Regions from separate parts of the Mus musculus genome. Here region 2 is linked to region 1. Evidence: chromatin loops called from intact Hi-C (ENCODE). Cell type or tissue: heart. All regions are shown on one strand. Each heading gives the region's core, and the rest is flanking DNA. Links, peaks and the distances in the headings are about the cores only.

The links. Peaks named below come from ENCODE experiments on the same cell type or tissue, not always from the same donor. Only the 100,000 strongest peaks of a DNase experiment are listed, where the experiment ranks them.
Region 2: it touches region 1 in a loop (4-fold over the local background); 8 of 42 quality-filtered maps call a loop at or near these places.

The regions. Positions count from the first base shown.
Region 1 is chr3:92,760,709-92,768,399 of GRCm38, reverse strand. It overlaps Lce1h (late cornified envelope 1H), which reads left to right and starts at 3,335. Exons shown (of 2, transcript NM_026335.2): 1 at 3,335-3,389; 2 at 4,535-5,185. The coding sequence starts at 4,557. The coding sequence ends at 4,979. In heart, for the core only: no CTCF peak of the experiment used is centred there; no DNase peak of the experiment used is centred there.
Region 2 is chr3:92,147,030-92,154,720 of GRCm38, reverse strand. No RefSeq gene overlaps it. Among named protein-coding and RNA genes, the nearest start is that of Lelp1, 8.1 kb to the right of the region's middle. In heart, for the core only: a CTCF peak has its summit at 3,890 (motif pointing left); no DNase peak of the experiment used is centred there.

The sequences.
Region 1 (7,691 bases), core at 1,418-6,417:
GGGATCAGTTTCTGACCTCTCCCAGTAACTAAAGCTGTTGTAATAACCTGAACAAGAAAAGAAAGTCAACCCAGTTGAAACAATGAATAACTCTTCAAGGTAATGTGACCATACATACCTCACTCTGCCTCAGTAGTTAGGTTCCTTTAGGGTGATGCAAGTATTTAGGAATATCTGTTCCTAAGCATAGACATCAATGAAAATGCTCGTCAGAGGCTTATACATCACTAAGTATTTACAGCATGGATGTGTTCAACTAAGGATTATAAGAAAAAACGTAATCCCCCCAAAGTTCAAGGAATTCATCTTGATTATATTAAACATCATAGATTAAAAGAAATAAAGGTGTCATCAAACTACATTATTAAGGCACCTAAAGTTGCAATGAACATTTTATTGAAAATCATAAATAAAGAGCCAAAAATCACATCATTTACCTAAGAACAAATTTGAGAGCAGATGAAAAAATATTTCAGATTAACTAGCATAAGAGGGTAATGTCATAAAGGTCTTTATTTCTCTTAAATGACATTCAGTCTTGAACAAGTCTTTGCTAATGTGTTTGTTGTATTTCTTCTTGGGAGTGCATATGGCTCATTAGCTCTTTTGTCTCATACTCGGGAGTAGACTGTCAATACATCATAGCATATGACTGTTCCTGTATTTTTATAGGTTATCCACATCATTATTTCCACAACATACTAACCCTTTTCCTAACTTCTTAGTAATGTGCCATCTGACATTACCAGTAATCACATTGTGTTTCCATGAGACATATGTGGTGGCTTCTACAGATCAATCAATATTGAAAAATAAAAGACTAGTGTATCATATTCCTAAAGGAGAATTAGATGTAAATTCATGAGATGTCTACTATAAAAGAATTTTCTGAGACAAAGGCAAAGAAAACCACAAAAATAAAGAAACATATTCTCTGTGGTAATAACTACTGCTTCATTATTATTAAGTTATATTAGTTTGCTCAATTTTGGGTTTCCTTGGGAATTTTTCATACAAATTATTTATTCCACATCTCCATCTTTTTTAAATTATAATTTATGCTTTTTTACTTATTTACTTTATGCCCTGGTCACTGACACTCCATTTCAGCCCCCACACAATACTTTCTCCATCCCTCCTACCCTTCCCTTCTGAGAGGGCGGAGGCTTCTGTGTATCTCTCCCACCCTGGCACCTTAAGTCTTTGCAAGTAAGTCTAGGTGCCTCCTCTCCCACTGAGGCCATAAAAAGTGACACAGTTAGAAGAATATATCTCACATACAGTAAAGAACAGTATACAGTAAGGATAGCCCCTGTTCTAGTTGTTCAGAACCCACAGGGAGACCAAGCTGGACATTGGCTACTATCTGCAGGAAGGCCTAGGACCAGCCTCTGTATGTTATTTGCTTGGTGGTTCAGTCTCTCAGAGCCTCAAAGGTTAGTTGATTCTATTAGTCTTTCTATGGATTTCCTGTATCCCTGGTGGCCTGCTATCCTTCTTCCTATTCATCCATGAGTCCCCAGTCTCCATGCACTGTCTCGCTGTGGCTGCCTGAGTCAGCTGCTTTTAAATACTGTGTAAGAGGCAAATGTTTTATATTTTAATTGTATGTTTGAGCCTGTTTGTGTGTATTTGTATTTTATTTGGTCAGTGTGTACAGATATCTGTGTTTGTGTGTGTATATTTGTAAAAATTCAGTTAAGAAGAGGGTTTTACATGCCATGAATCTAGAGCTACAATTGGTACTGAGCTGCCTCACTTAGATGCTAGGAGTTAATCTTAGTTCCTCTTCAGTGTAGATTCTCCATTGATAAGGCATCTCTCAATTGATGTGTTTAAAGACCATATTACCCACTGCACATTTAGCAATTTGCACACATGTCAGTTGAAAACCATATAAGAGGATGCTCTTTTGTTAGACATTTTTATCCATGTCTTGAAATTTCATTGATTTTTCATATATTTTCATAAATATTATCCTTAATATTTCATGGTAATGGTTTAAATGGAAAATAATACTGACTAAATAGACTTTCAGAATGATACCTGAACATGTCTTGGTGCTCACCAGATCCATCATGTAGGGTTTACTGTTTTTGATTTCTAGAATGTACCCACATAGGCACAGCTGTGAAAGAACCTGGATGGAAGGAGACATGCAAACATTTCAATATTTTGTTTTTTTTTCTTTTTTCTTTTTTTTCATTTCATTTCTTTTTTTTTCTTTTTTTTTTAAGCTTAGCATGGGTTACCTACTGCAGATATCACTGTAAGAGCCAGCAGAAAAGGAGCATGATGAAGAAATGAGTGGTTCCACACATGAAATGCACTCACTGATAAGTGGATATTAGGCCAGAAGCTGGGAATATCCAAGATACAATTTGCAAAACACATGAAACTCAAGAAGAAGGAAGACCAAAGTGTGAATACTTCGATTCTTCTTAGAAGGGGGAACAAAATACCCATGGAAGGAGTCACAAAGACAAAGTGTGAAGCAGAGACTAAAGGAATGAGCCTCCAGAGACTGCTCCACCTGGGGATATATCCCATAAACAACTACCAAAACCAGACACTATTGTGGATGCCAATAAGAGCTTGCTGACAGGAGCCTGATATAGCTGTCTCCTGAGAGGATCTGCCAGTGCCTGACAAATATATAAGTGGATGCTCACAGTCATCCATTGGGCAGAACACACAGTCCCCAATGCAGGAGCTAGAGAAAGTACCCAGGGAGCTGAATAGGTTTGTAGCCCCATAGTAGGAACAACAATATGAACTAACCAGTACCCCCCGGGCTCCCTGAGACTAAACAACCAAACAAAGAAAACACATGGTGGGACTCATGGCTCCAGCTGCATATGACCTAGTTAGTGTTCGGTGGGAGGAGAGGCCCTTGGTCCTGTGAATGTTATATGCCCCAGTATAGGGGAATGCCAGGGCCAAGAAGCAGGAGTGGCTGAGTTGTTGAGCATGGGGAGGGGGGAAGGGACAGGGGATTTTTGGAGGGGACACTAGGAAAAGGGGTAACATTTGAAATGTAAATAAAATATCTAATAAAAAAGAAATGAGTGGTAGATACTTATGTAGATACTCTGTAGGAATACCAGGTTTAAGGGTATATGAATTCACTTCCTCATTGCATGCCTGTCATGCCTTAAGATAGATGCAGCTAGCCTGCCCTCAAAGATGAAAGCTGATGAGGAATATCCTGTAATGATCTGTTAGAAAACCATGTGGGTGTCAGTAGGCATGGAATCCCATCTCCAGCCACTGTCTCACAGGCTGGGATAGAGCTCAGGCTCAGAATAAAAGGACCGATGGACAGGCTGCTTCCATCCATTCACTGGCTGACTGAGATACCCACAGATCTTGTGCTACCCTTCATCTTGGTAAGTGTTTACTGGAGCTAAGGGCAGAGACTGCACAGTGGAGCTGGACTAGAGCTGGATTGACTCTGGAATGATTTGTCCCTCTTGTGGCCACATTGATATATGATAAATAATGGTGAAATCTGAGGGATGAGGCAATGGTGTCTGTGACAGTAAGTAGCCACACCATTGATACTAAGAGAAACTGAAAAGCTCTGTATATTTTGGCACTGGAAAATACAATGTACCGTCAGTTTATAGGAATGCTTAGGATGGGATATATATCATAGATAATTGTGCGTCTAGTCAGGTTACCAAGGGTAATTTGGTTTCTGATGAAAATGTTTCCCCTTCCTGGCACTGAAGAAATAGAGCAAGGAAAGCCAACAGTGTCTCAGTTTGGCTTGGCAAAGAAAGAGCCCTGTTTCTGGGATCTGTTCACTCAACAGGACACCACCAGCGTGACACTGACCTTTCTACCCTTAGCTAGAGCAGATGGTAATGTGGATACATCTGACCTCTCATCTCACATCATGGGCACCAGTTCCTAGAAGGACTGAACAGGGTTTACCTATTGTTCTCTGAGTCTGAGCTTATTGCTAAATGTGCTAGAAGGTCCTTGGAAATACTGACCTTAAACTAAGATCTCCTTCAGGTTATGATTGTTCTCCCTTTAACAACTAGTTATCTCTGAAACAGTATGTATACTTGCATGTATAAAGACTAAGAATAGGGTGGGAAAGAAGGATCAGCAGTTAAGAGCACTGGCTTCCAGAGGTCCGAGTTCAATTCCTAGCAACCACAGGGTGGCTCACAGCTATCTGGCATAGGTTCCAATGCAGTCTTCTGGTGTGTGTCTGAAGACAGCTGCAGAGTACTCACATTAAGAAAAATAAATAAATTTTAAAAAATGACTAAGTATAGCACACCTATCTAACATTCAGCAGATATTTATTTAGTGCTGCTGGAGTGAGATAACTGTATTTCATGTGCATGGATTTCTGATATTTAAATACAAGATCAACAGGATGTTTCATTCTGACTATAGTATAAATGAAATGACTATGAATCTTGTTTCTATGATGATCACTAAGGCTTTTGTGGGGCCAGCATTGATCAGGTTATCACAGTGCCTGGTGTCTGACATATCCATGATTCTCTCACAGCTCCTGAACACTCACAGCTGAGATGTCCTGCCAGCAGAGCCAGCAGCAGTGCCAAGCCCCTGCCAAGTGCCCTCCCAAGTGCCAGACCCCAAAGTGCCCTCCAAAATGCCCCCCTAAATGCCCTCCCAAGTGCCCCCCTGTGTCTTCCTGCTGTAGCTTGGGTTCTGGTGGCTGCTGTGGCTCCAGCTCTGGGGGCTGCTGTGGCTCCAGCTCTGGGGGCTGCTGTAGCTCTGGTGGCTGCTGCAGTTCTGGGGGTGGAGGCTGCTGTCTGAGCCACCACAGACCCCACAGATCTCTTCGTCGCCATCGTCACAGCTCTGGGTGCTGTAGCAGTGGTGGCAACAGTGGCTGCTGTGGCAGCAGTGGTGGCAGCAGCGGCTGCTGTGGCAGCAGTGGCAGCAGTGGCTGCTGTGGCAGTAGCCAGCAGTCTGGGGGCTGCTGCTGACCTGGGTGAGGAAGACTTCAAACAAATGGTGCAGGAGGAGCACATGCTCAGAAGATTATCCATTGCCCGATGTCCTCTCCTCCTGCTTCCCTCCTTGTTCTGCCCTCTGAGTTGCTGAAATCTCCTGGGAAATGTTCTGCATTGTCCTCATGAAATGACAATGACCATTTTACCCTTTGTTATAAATTAAAAAAACCTTGACAACCATTCCTGACAAGACCATTGTTTTTCTTTTTCTTTTCTTGGCACACACTGCTTCTCATAAGGTAGTCATCTCTTCCTTCAAACAGACTGAGCAATTGTTTTCTTTTAGAATGTATTTCCTGTGATGTTATACTAACTGCTGTACTGCATCTGTATGAACTTCCTCTCTCTTTGTAATAGTAAATTTGGTGTGAAAATGTAGAAATAGCAATCCCTCCCCACATTTTTTATTAATTAATTAATTTATTTATTATTGATCATTCCTATAGTTTACATCTCAAGTGATATCCCACTTCCTAGTTACCCACTCCACCAACCCCCATCCCAAGATTTTCCACTCCCTGGTTACTCCTCCACCAATATCCTATGTCACATCATCCCTTGCCCTCTCCTTTGCCAATAGGAGAATGCTCCCCCATCCACCCCACCCTCTCCTGCCCCATGGCTCCAGCATTACCCTGTGCTGAGGCATCAAGCCTCCTCTGTACCAAGGTCCTCCCCTCACATTGCTGTCAGGCAAGGACATCCTCTGCTAAATATGTATCTGGAGCCATGGATCCCTCCAGGCACACTCCTTGTCTTGTGGTCTAAACTTTGGGAGAACTGGGTGGTCAGGCCAGTCTATGTTGTTCTTCCAGTGGGGTTGCAATCCCCTTCAGCTCCTCTAGACCTTCTGCCATCTCTCCCACCAGGGTCCCTGAGCTCAGTCTGATGGTTGGCTCCAAGCCTTCACATCTGCAGTTGGTCAGTTGCTTGTGTAACTCTCCAGTAACCACCACACTAGGTTCCTGTCAGCAAGACCCTCTTGACCACAGCACCGGTATTGGGTTTGATGTCTGCAAACATGATGGATCCCCAGGGGGGTGCCACCCCTGGCTGGACTGTCTATGCTGGGATCTTCCAGGCTATTTGAGGTCCATGTCCCCACTTTTAGGCATCTTGGCTAAGGTCACCTGCAGAGTCCAGAGAGCCTAACCCACCCCCAGGACTCCCAAATCCCCTCCTCTACCTCAGGAAGCTACATATTTCCATTCATTTTTCTTACCCTCCGGCCCTCTCTCTTGTCTCTTCCCTCACCTGATTGTCTCCCCTTATGCCCTTCTTCATTCCCTGTAACACCTAGATCTCTCACTCCTTATGTCTCCTATGACTATTTTGTCCCCCCTTTTAAGCTAGATTCAAGCACCCCCACTTGGGTCTTCCTTACTCTTTAAGTTTTTTGGGTCTGTGGGGTGTATCACAGCTATCCAATACTTTATGGTTAATATCCACTTACCGGTGAGTACATACCATGCTTCTCAATTTTGGGTCTGGTTACCTCAATGAGGATGATATTTTCTAGTCCCATTTATTTCTGGAAAATTCATGATGTCCTTTTTTATTTTTTTAATAGCCGAATAGTATTCCATTGTGTAAATGAACCACATTTTCTGAACCCATTCTTCAGTTGAGGGACATCTGGCTTGTTTCCAACTTCTAGGTATTACAAATAAAGCTGCTATGAACATTATGCAGCAGGAGTCATTGTGGTATGGTGGAACATCTTTTGGGTATATATCCAGAGTGATATTGCTGGGTTGTTAGGTAAAACTATTTTCAGTTTTCTGAGAAAACATGATATTGATTACCTGAGTAGTTGTTCAAGTTTGCAATCCCACCAGCAAGAGGAATGTTTCCCTTTCTCCACAACCTAGACAGCATGAGATTTTGATCTTAGCCATTCTGATTGTTGTAGGACAGAATCTCAGGGTCATTTTTATTTGCACTTCCCATATAACTAAAGATTTTGAACATTTCTCCTTTTTAATATTGGGTATATTAGTTATTTACATTTCAAATGTTATCCCCTTTCCTGACTTCCACTCCAGAAATCCCCTATCCTATTTCCCTTCCTCTTGCTTTTATGAGGGTGTGCCCCTACCCACCCACCCACTCCTGCTTCCCAGCCTTCACATTGCCATACATTGGAGCATCAAGCCTTCACAGGACCAAGGACCTCTTCTTCCATTAATGTTCAACAAGGCCATCCTCTGTACATGTATGGTTGGAGCCATGGGTCCCTCCACGTGTACTCAGTGGGTGGTGATATTGTTGTTCTTCCTATGGGGTTGCAAACCCTTTAAGGTCCTTCAGTCCATTCTCTAACTCCTCCATTGGGGACCCAATGATCAGTTCAACCTCAATTGTAATAAACAGAAGTCATGACAAAAAACTGCATGGTATTGGTACAGAGACAGGCAGGAAGATCAATGGAATAGAATTGAAGCCTCAGAAATTAACCCACACTTGATGTTTGACAAAGGAGCTAAAACAACCCATTGGGGGAAAATACAGCATTTTCAACAAATGGTGCTGGTTCAACTAGCAGTCAGCATGCAACAGAATGCACACTGATCGATTCTCATCTCCCTTTTTAAAGATCAAGGACCTCCACATAATATCAAATATACTAAAACTAATAGAAAAGAAAGTGGGGAAGAATCTTGAATACATGGGCACAGGGAAAAA
Region 2 (7,691 bases), core at 1,796-6,795, 610 kb after region 1:
CTGGAATTTCAAGTAAAGGGGGATTATGACTAGCATTCTCAAGAACTGGAGAGTTATCAGGAAATGCAGGGGAAACCCCTTGGCTTCCTTTGTAGACTAAGCCCAAGATTAAAGGACCTTAAGGGTCCTTTAGATTAAAGGGAGGCAGTAGCTGCTTCCTTGACCATACTTCCAGACCCTGTGGTTATCTGAAGTCACACACAACACAGAATTTGCTCTGCCTCCACAGAGTTGCAAATTTTTGAAGGAAAGGATATATAGTAGCTGGGAGAAACTTAAATTAAAGAGAAATTTTCTTTTTCTAGAGTTCTTTTCATCACAATGTCACATCTTTGATGAAGGCAACAAGATCTGTATCTACTTACTTCTTTAGACTCTCACAAACTGCAACAAAATGCACCTGTCCTCCAAACACAGAATTTATTATGACTTACATTATTCTCCTGAGTCTGAAAAAAAAAATCCCTGAGTAGTCATGTCTCTACTTTCTTACAGGGAATAGAGAAAAGTCACAGAGGGACAAAAGGGCCTAGGAGAAGGAAGGTCATGAGTAGAAAATTCTCAGAATGAGTCTGGAAGAAAGCAGGGGCAAAGCAAGGGTGAGATGAAGACCCTGCTCAAACCAGCGAGAACCATTTGTCCTCTTATCCTTGGAGCATGAGGTATTTCTGCCAAGTGCCAAACTGCACCTCTTTGACAAGTTCCTGGCCTTTTCTAACAAGAACTGACCACATAAGTGAGGTGAGGAGTTGAGGCTGCAGGCTTGGATGAACATAAAATGTGTCCTGCAAGTCTGTGCAAGGCCCTGTTTTGCCATTCTGAGAACAGAACTGTGGCCATGAAGTCCATTCTGGCAGAGGGTGCGAGGGTGCGAGTGTGTGTGTGTGTGTGTGTGTGTGTGTGTGTGTGTGTGTGTGTGTGCGTGCGTGCGATCTGTTCAGCTGCTATTTACTCTAAGAAATGCTTTACACTGAAACAATTGTTGCGGACTTCTGGAGATTTTATTCTCATGGGTTATATCTATTAATGTTTTTCCATTAAAATTTCAAACTAGAAAATTTTGATCACATTAGACACACAGAAAGAACAGCTGTCAATCACAGTTTTTACTTTGTATAGCATAAATAGAATTAAGCTAAAATAGAGTAGTAGGTAAGTAGCTCCACTAGCTGTTTGATAGCAAAGGCACCTCTAGCACCACCAGGTGGTAACTTCTGGTATGGCAAGATTAGAGCCATCTGATATGTTTAAAAAGGAGCACAAGACTAATAGAGGCACACATGATGACAAGATTAACATTCTTAACTATGAGAGGTTGCATAAGTTTTCTTCTGGACCCTTGGTAAGGGGAAGGAAAAGACAAAGTATCCATCCATAGAAGTTGCTGGAGAACTAAAGCCTGTAGTAGCTTAAGTGGAAAGGTCTAGCCATAGGAAACCCTAAAACAATAAAGAATCCCCTCTACCACGTCCTTGCAGATCATGTTTTCTTAGCTTCTTTCATGGCCTCTGCATCCCCAGACTTTACCCAAATTGATCAAATTCATGTTATATTTCAACTCAACCTAAGCATCAGTAACTACCTCTACTCCCACCTACACTGTCCTGGACTGGGTATCTAGTCTCTAGTATATGTTCAGTGACGGTAAATGAACTTCACTTGATTCTAGAGGTCAAAGATGCCTGTGTTAACATAGATAATGTTTTCATCATGTGTACCTAAAGTGCATGAAAGATCTAGTTTCCTAGCTTTACAATCTCTGAAGACAGTTTATTAGTGATGGATGAACATTTCACCAAATCCTTTCTTCTTGTCTCCTACCAGACAGCAAAGAGAATCTGCCTCTACCCACACTCCCTCCCCCAACTTCTTCAGAGAAAGAGACATGAGACAAGTGCAAAATTTAGAGTCCTTCCCAGAGCATGCTGCAACCTTTCTATGGCTCTGCAAGCCCTTCAGGCATACTAGAGCCCCCTCACCCAGCCTGGGCTCTGACACATTGGATAATTATTAGAAATAAGGAAAATGAAGGCCTAAGTCACAGCATGATTCCCTCAGACGTGAGCCAGAGCTTTATATAGCCCCATCCCCCTCTGCATCATTGCATTGTCCTGATGGTCTCAACCTGGATAGCAAATGCTTAGAGAGTAGGGATGTTTAATCCTGACTCTTAACCAGCTCAAAATGTCATTCATTAACACACACAAGCCCCCCCCCCCCCAGAAGAAATAGCTCAGATTTTAAAGTAAGCAGATATAGGTTAAATGAAGAAATTTGTAAATATGTCTAGATGAAAAAACAAATAGTCTGCATAATCAAAAGAGGTCAAAAAGAGAGAAAGTGTGTGTGTGTGTGTGTGTGTGTGTGTGTGTGTGTGTGTGTGTGTGTGTTTTCTACATCCAGCAAACAAAATGTTAGAAGCAAAACAAATACAGTTGTCATCAGAATTCTACTTCGATGAGGATTGGTAATTAATTTTTAATTGTGTGGTATGCTGCATAATAAATACATCCCAAAAATGTCCCACCCTAATCCCTGGAACTTTTGAACATGTTACCATTACATTTCAGTTAAAGGTTCTGAGATTTGAACACTGAGTGCATTTGACTACATAAATGGGATCATGCAGTATATGTTTTACCAAAATCCACACAGATTTGGAGATAACAGAATATTCTTCTTCCAAAGGCTGAATGGTATTCTGTTGTGTATAGTTATCACATTTCTCAAATCCACTCATCTAACAGTAGCCATTTAGGCTGATTCCTGATCTGTTGTTGTTGTTGTTGTTCCTGCTGCTGTTATCTACTTACTTTATTTACATCCTGATCCACCTTTCCCTCCTTCTTCTCTTCCCAGTTTCTCCCTCTTGCTGCCCCCCTCCTCCCTCCACGCACTTCTTCCTTTTTCAAAAGAGAAGTGATCTGCTGTGGATATCAACCAGCCTTGGCATATCAAATTACAGTAAGACTAAGCATCTTTTTCTACTGAGGATAGATGAGGCAGCCCAGTTAGGGAAAGTGATCCAAAGGCAGACAATATAGTCAGAGTCAGCCCCTGCTCCTGCTGTTAGGAGTCCCATATAAAACCAAGCTGCACAACTGTTAAATGTGTATAGAAGTCTAGGTCATATGTATGCTATCTGGTTAGCCATTCACACTCCATGAGCCTCTATGGGCCCAGTTTATTGATTCTGTAGGTTTTCTTGTTGTGTCCTTGACCTCTCTGGCTCCTTCAATCCTTCCTCCCCCTCTTCCATAGACATCTCCAAGCTCCATTTTAATGTTTGGCTGTGGGTCTTTGCATGTGTTTTCATTAGTTGCTGGGTGAAGCTTCTCTGATGATAGTTATGTTAGACTCCTGTTTGCAAGTATAGTAGAATATCATTTACAGTGTCCAGATGGGCTCCTTCCCATGGCATGGGTTTCAAGCTTGGCCAGCCATTAGTTGGCCCTTCCCATAACTTCTGCTTCACTTTTTACCCCTGCACATTTTTTAGGCAGGGCAACGTGTGAGTGTAAGGTTTTGTGGCTGTATTGGTGTCCCAATCCTTCCACTGGAAGTCTTGCCTGGTACAGGAGATGACTGGTTTATAACCCCCATTGCTAGCTAGGGTTACCATCATAGATTCCTGTAAGTTTCCATTGTCATAGGTTTCCCTAGGAAATCGCCCTCTCCCAATCCAGTTGTTTCTCCAAGTACTCTCTCCCTACTTCCTCCCCCGACTTCATCTCTCCCATTACAATTAAACAGGTGAGAGAAATGAACAAAACTGTTTACAACCTGAAAACGGAAATGAAAGCACTGAAGAAAGCACAAACTGTTTCTACATCTTAGCTACTGTTTGATAGGTAGAGCGAGTGGCTATTATCTGAACCTGTGCTGCCATCTGGTGGCCATTAAGAAAACAACATTTGGGGCTGGAGAGATAGCTCAACTGTTCAGAGTGTGTACTGCTCTTCCAGAGGAAACCTATTTGATTCTCAAGATGACGTCAGATTTTTCCGAGGGATCTGAAGCTTCTTGTTTCTGTAGGCAGCTTCGTGTATGTGCATCTACCTACACAGAGACATGCACATACATAATATAGAAATGAAAGTAAATGTTTCAGCCTCCTCTAATTTTATGGTGGACTTATGAAGTAAACGTAATCCAGAAAATAGTAAGAACCATTTGAAGTCATCTAAACACATCTCCAGATGCTAATACTCCAATACTAAACACAGTGAGGAAAACGTATCCTGTTACTCATCTTCCTTCCACACACAAAGATTTTCTTTTCTCCTCTGTGCTGAGCTTCCAGCAATTATTCCAAATACACTGAATAATCTTCCCTCCATGTCTGCTCCCTGTCTTAAGGGACATGGTGCAGTCAGCTTGTGCCCTTCGCTGGACTCACAGAGCACAGCAACATGAGCTTAGCAGAAAACCTTGGAAAGTGGCCTAAGGCAGATTGTGAGTCATGGCAGGGAAGGGAAGGACTCCCCCCTTGAAGAATGATTCCATTTACCCACCAAAGCCTCCTTCACATAGCCCTTACCTAGGTGCTTCCCTTTCAGGTCCTAGTAACAGTTTCTCCCTTGTTCTTGGAGCTCTTAGTAGATGGGAAAATGTGTGTTTGTTGTAAGAAGTAGAAATTTATGGTAAGGAAAATTGAGCTCCTAGGTAGGGGAGACATTGGAAGTTCCTTTCTGTTTGGGACTCTGGAGCAGATGAAGCTCTTTCCAAGACAGATCCATGGTGACTGTAGATTCCAAGGTTCAGAGTGCTGCCTTGCCTTGTTGTTGTTAGCCTGATACAAATATCTTAATGATAACTTCTGGCGCTTAGAGAAGACCCATGCCCACCTGGAATCAGCTGTCACTCTTTAGACAATTCATTTAATTCTTATCTCATCTTCCATATCTATCCTCAAAGAATCATTAAAACATCTCAAATTTGAGGCCCCAAGTTGGCAATAAAGAGGCTAAAAAAAGTCCCTCCTCTGGAGCAAGGGCTCTGTGTGAGAAAGGAGATGCTTTGCGAGGGTATGCTGGGTAGCCTAGAGAAAGCATCTCTTAACCATAGCAGGAGGTGAGGGGGAAGAGAGGGGAATTCTGCATGAAAAACAGATTTTTAAACTATAAAGAGGGTGTAAAAATAGATACCATTTAGTTGAAAGGGCAAAGAGGAAGGCTGTTTCAGTTAGAGAGAATGACTCAAAGCTGTTTAAATGTTTGATTGATGCTATGATTTTACTATTGAGAGTAGCATGCTAGGTTAGGCACTGGGCACTGGGGAATCAAAGATAAAAAAAAAGTGAATTAGTTCTCTAGACCATCAAGTGATGGAAATAGATTGAGAATTCTCTAACTGCAATATGGTGATTAAAAAAAAATATCTCAGAGTGCACCAGGCCTTATAGTCCAGACCAGGACACTATGCCCAGCAAGTTTAAAGCTATCCTAAGTAACTTAATACCCTCTCACAAAACAAAAAAGAGAGCTGGGAGTACAACTCAGCAGTAGAACACTGACCTACCCTGTGTGAAGCCCAAGGTTTAATCTCTATTACAATATAGATAATAGATAGATAGATAGATAGATAGATAGATAGATAGATAGATAGATGATAGATCCAAATGATCAGGCTGGTTGCTTTAACTAGCAGCTTGGATCAGATAAATGTTTAAGGTAACTTGTTTATGAACTTCAAGTTAGGGATGGAAGAAGCTGAACATGTCTGGCAGAAAATAAAGTGTAGTTTCCAAAAAAACAATCCAGTAAATTTTGGGAACTGCAAGTAGTCTAATCCCAGGAATGATAAGAAAAGTAGAAAACTAGTCTGAATCTTTGGGCCATATTAATAAGGCTTGAATCATCAAGTTTTGTAGTAATATTAAGCATTCATTTTATTAGAAATCCATCATAACCATATAACAAAGCATAAAATTGGGGTAAGGAGGCAAGGAGATCTATGACAATGATGCTGGGTCAAACATAGTCCAACAGGTAATAGGACTGACTAAGGTAGATGTATACTTCACAAACACTGGTCAAGAGCCTGTGACTTAAGAAATGTCTGGAAAATCCTAAGGGCACAGGTGCTATGGACGGAGCCAGCATGCTGCATTAGACCAATAAAAACTGATACAGCAGTTTTATTGGATAAGGTATTGTTTGGAGTTTGGGGCTCACAATAAAGAACATGTTAGGAAAGACCAGGTAGAAGAATTCTGATTTTGTTGAATCAGTTTGAGAGGATGAGAGAGGAAAGAGTACATGTGTGGGACTTCTTTGGCTTTGTTGCAGTGAGATACAGAATGAGATGAACTGCAAGAGTATGAGGGGCAAAGAGACTGGAAGTGGGAAGTCTTCTCAGAGAAGGATGATCTCAGAAAGAATAGAAGACAAGGCTAGAGAAGCAGGACCCTATCCAGGTCATGGGGCACAGAAGAGAAAGGGCTGGGAAAAAAAAGCCACAGCAGCCTCAAATATCATAGTGAAATCAAACGATAAATACAGTACAAGCGCTACAGAGGTATCATAGACCTTCCTTCCCCCTTCCTCCATACAATGAGCATAAAACATCACTAACAGTAATTGAAGAAAGAAAGACAGACACACGCAGCTGTTGTGCAGGCAAACACAGCTCACAGAGGATCCCACAAGTCACATATGAGTCACGGGGAAAGGAAAACTGGTGATAGCTTTGATTAAACTCGTGTCCAAGAGGTCCTCTGAGGGTGTGAGGATGAGGTGGTCTGATCCAACAGAAGAAGCTAGAGAAGAACCTGTTAAATGCCTGTAGGGGAGGGAGACAGAGGGAGAGGAGAGGGAGAGAGGGGGAGAAGAGAGAGAGAGAGAGAGAGAGAGAGAGAGAGAGAGAGAGAGAGAGAGAGAGAGAGAAGAAGAAGAAGAAGAAGAAGAAGAAGAAGAAGAAGAAGAAGAAGAAGAAGAAGAAGAAGAAGAAGCAGCAGCAGCAGCAGCAGCAGCAGCCGAAGCCTTTGCTAGTGTTAAAAATTCCAGGGCTGGAGACATGGTTCAAAGGTTAAAAGCACTGTCTGCTTTTCCAGAGGTCCTGAGCTCAATTCTCAACAATGTATCACATAACCATCTATAGTGCAATCGGGTGCCCTCTACTGGCCTGCAGACATGCACACAGGCAGAATGCTGTATACAAATAAATAAATCTAAAATCTAAAACCAACCAACCAAACAAACAAACAAATACCCTCCAGTTAAGCAATAGAAGGGAAGGGGGCCCCTAAAGGGAACAATCTATTTCTTGCTCTTAGTGCTGGGACTCCAAGTGGCTTTAACGTGTGTGGGCCTGTGCATGCTGCCACATGTGTCTTTGTGAGTTTATGGGCATATCATTCCTATCTATCTGGAAGAGACTTTTTCCTTGGAGTCATCACAAGCTCTGCTTTTTATTCATGGATTCAAGGGAAGCTGAGTTGGGGCTGGTAGCGTGGCCTGTTCCAGGAAGATTGGGGCCGGGGGTGTGGGGTGTGGGGCAGCAAAGCTACACGCAACACATCTGTATCATACTTCCTTCTCCCAAGGCTCAGTGAATATTACAGAAGAGGTGCAGGAAGAGTAGAAAAGAGGGGGAGGACTAGAAAAATAACATCTTCAGGACATAGCAGGGCTGTTGCACTCATTAATTCAATAAGCTATGGCTTTGTGTACAACACCTGTACAAGATCA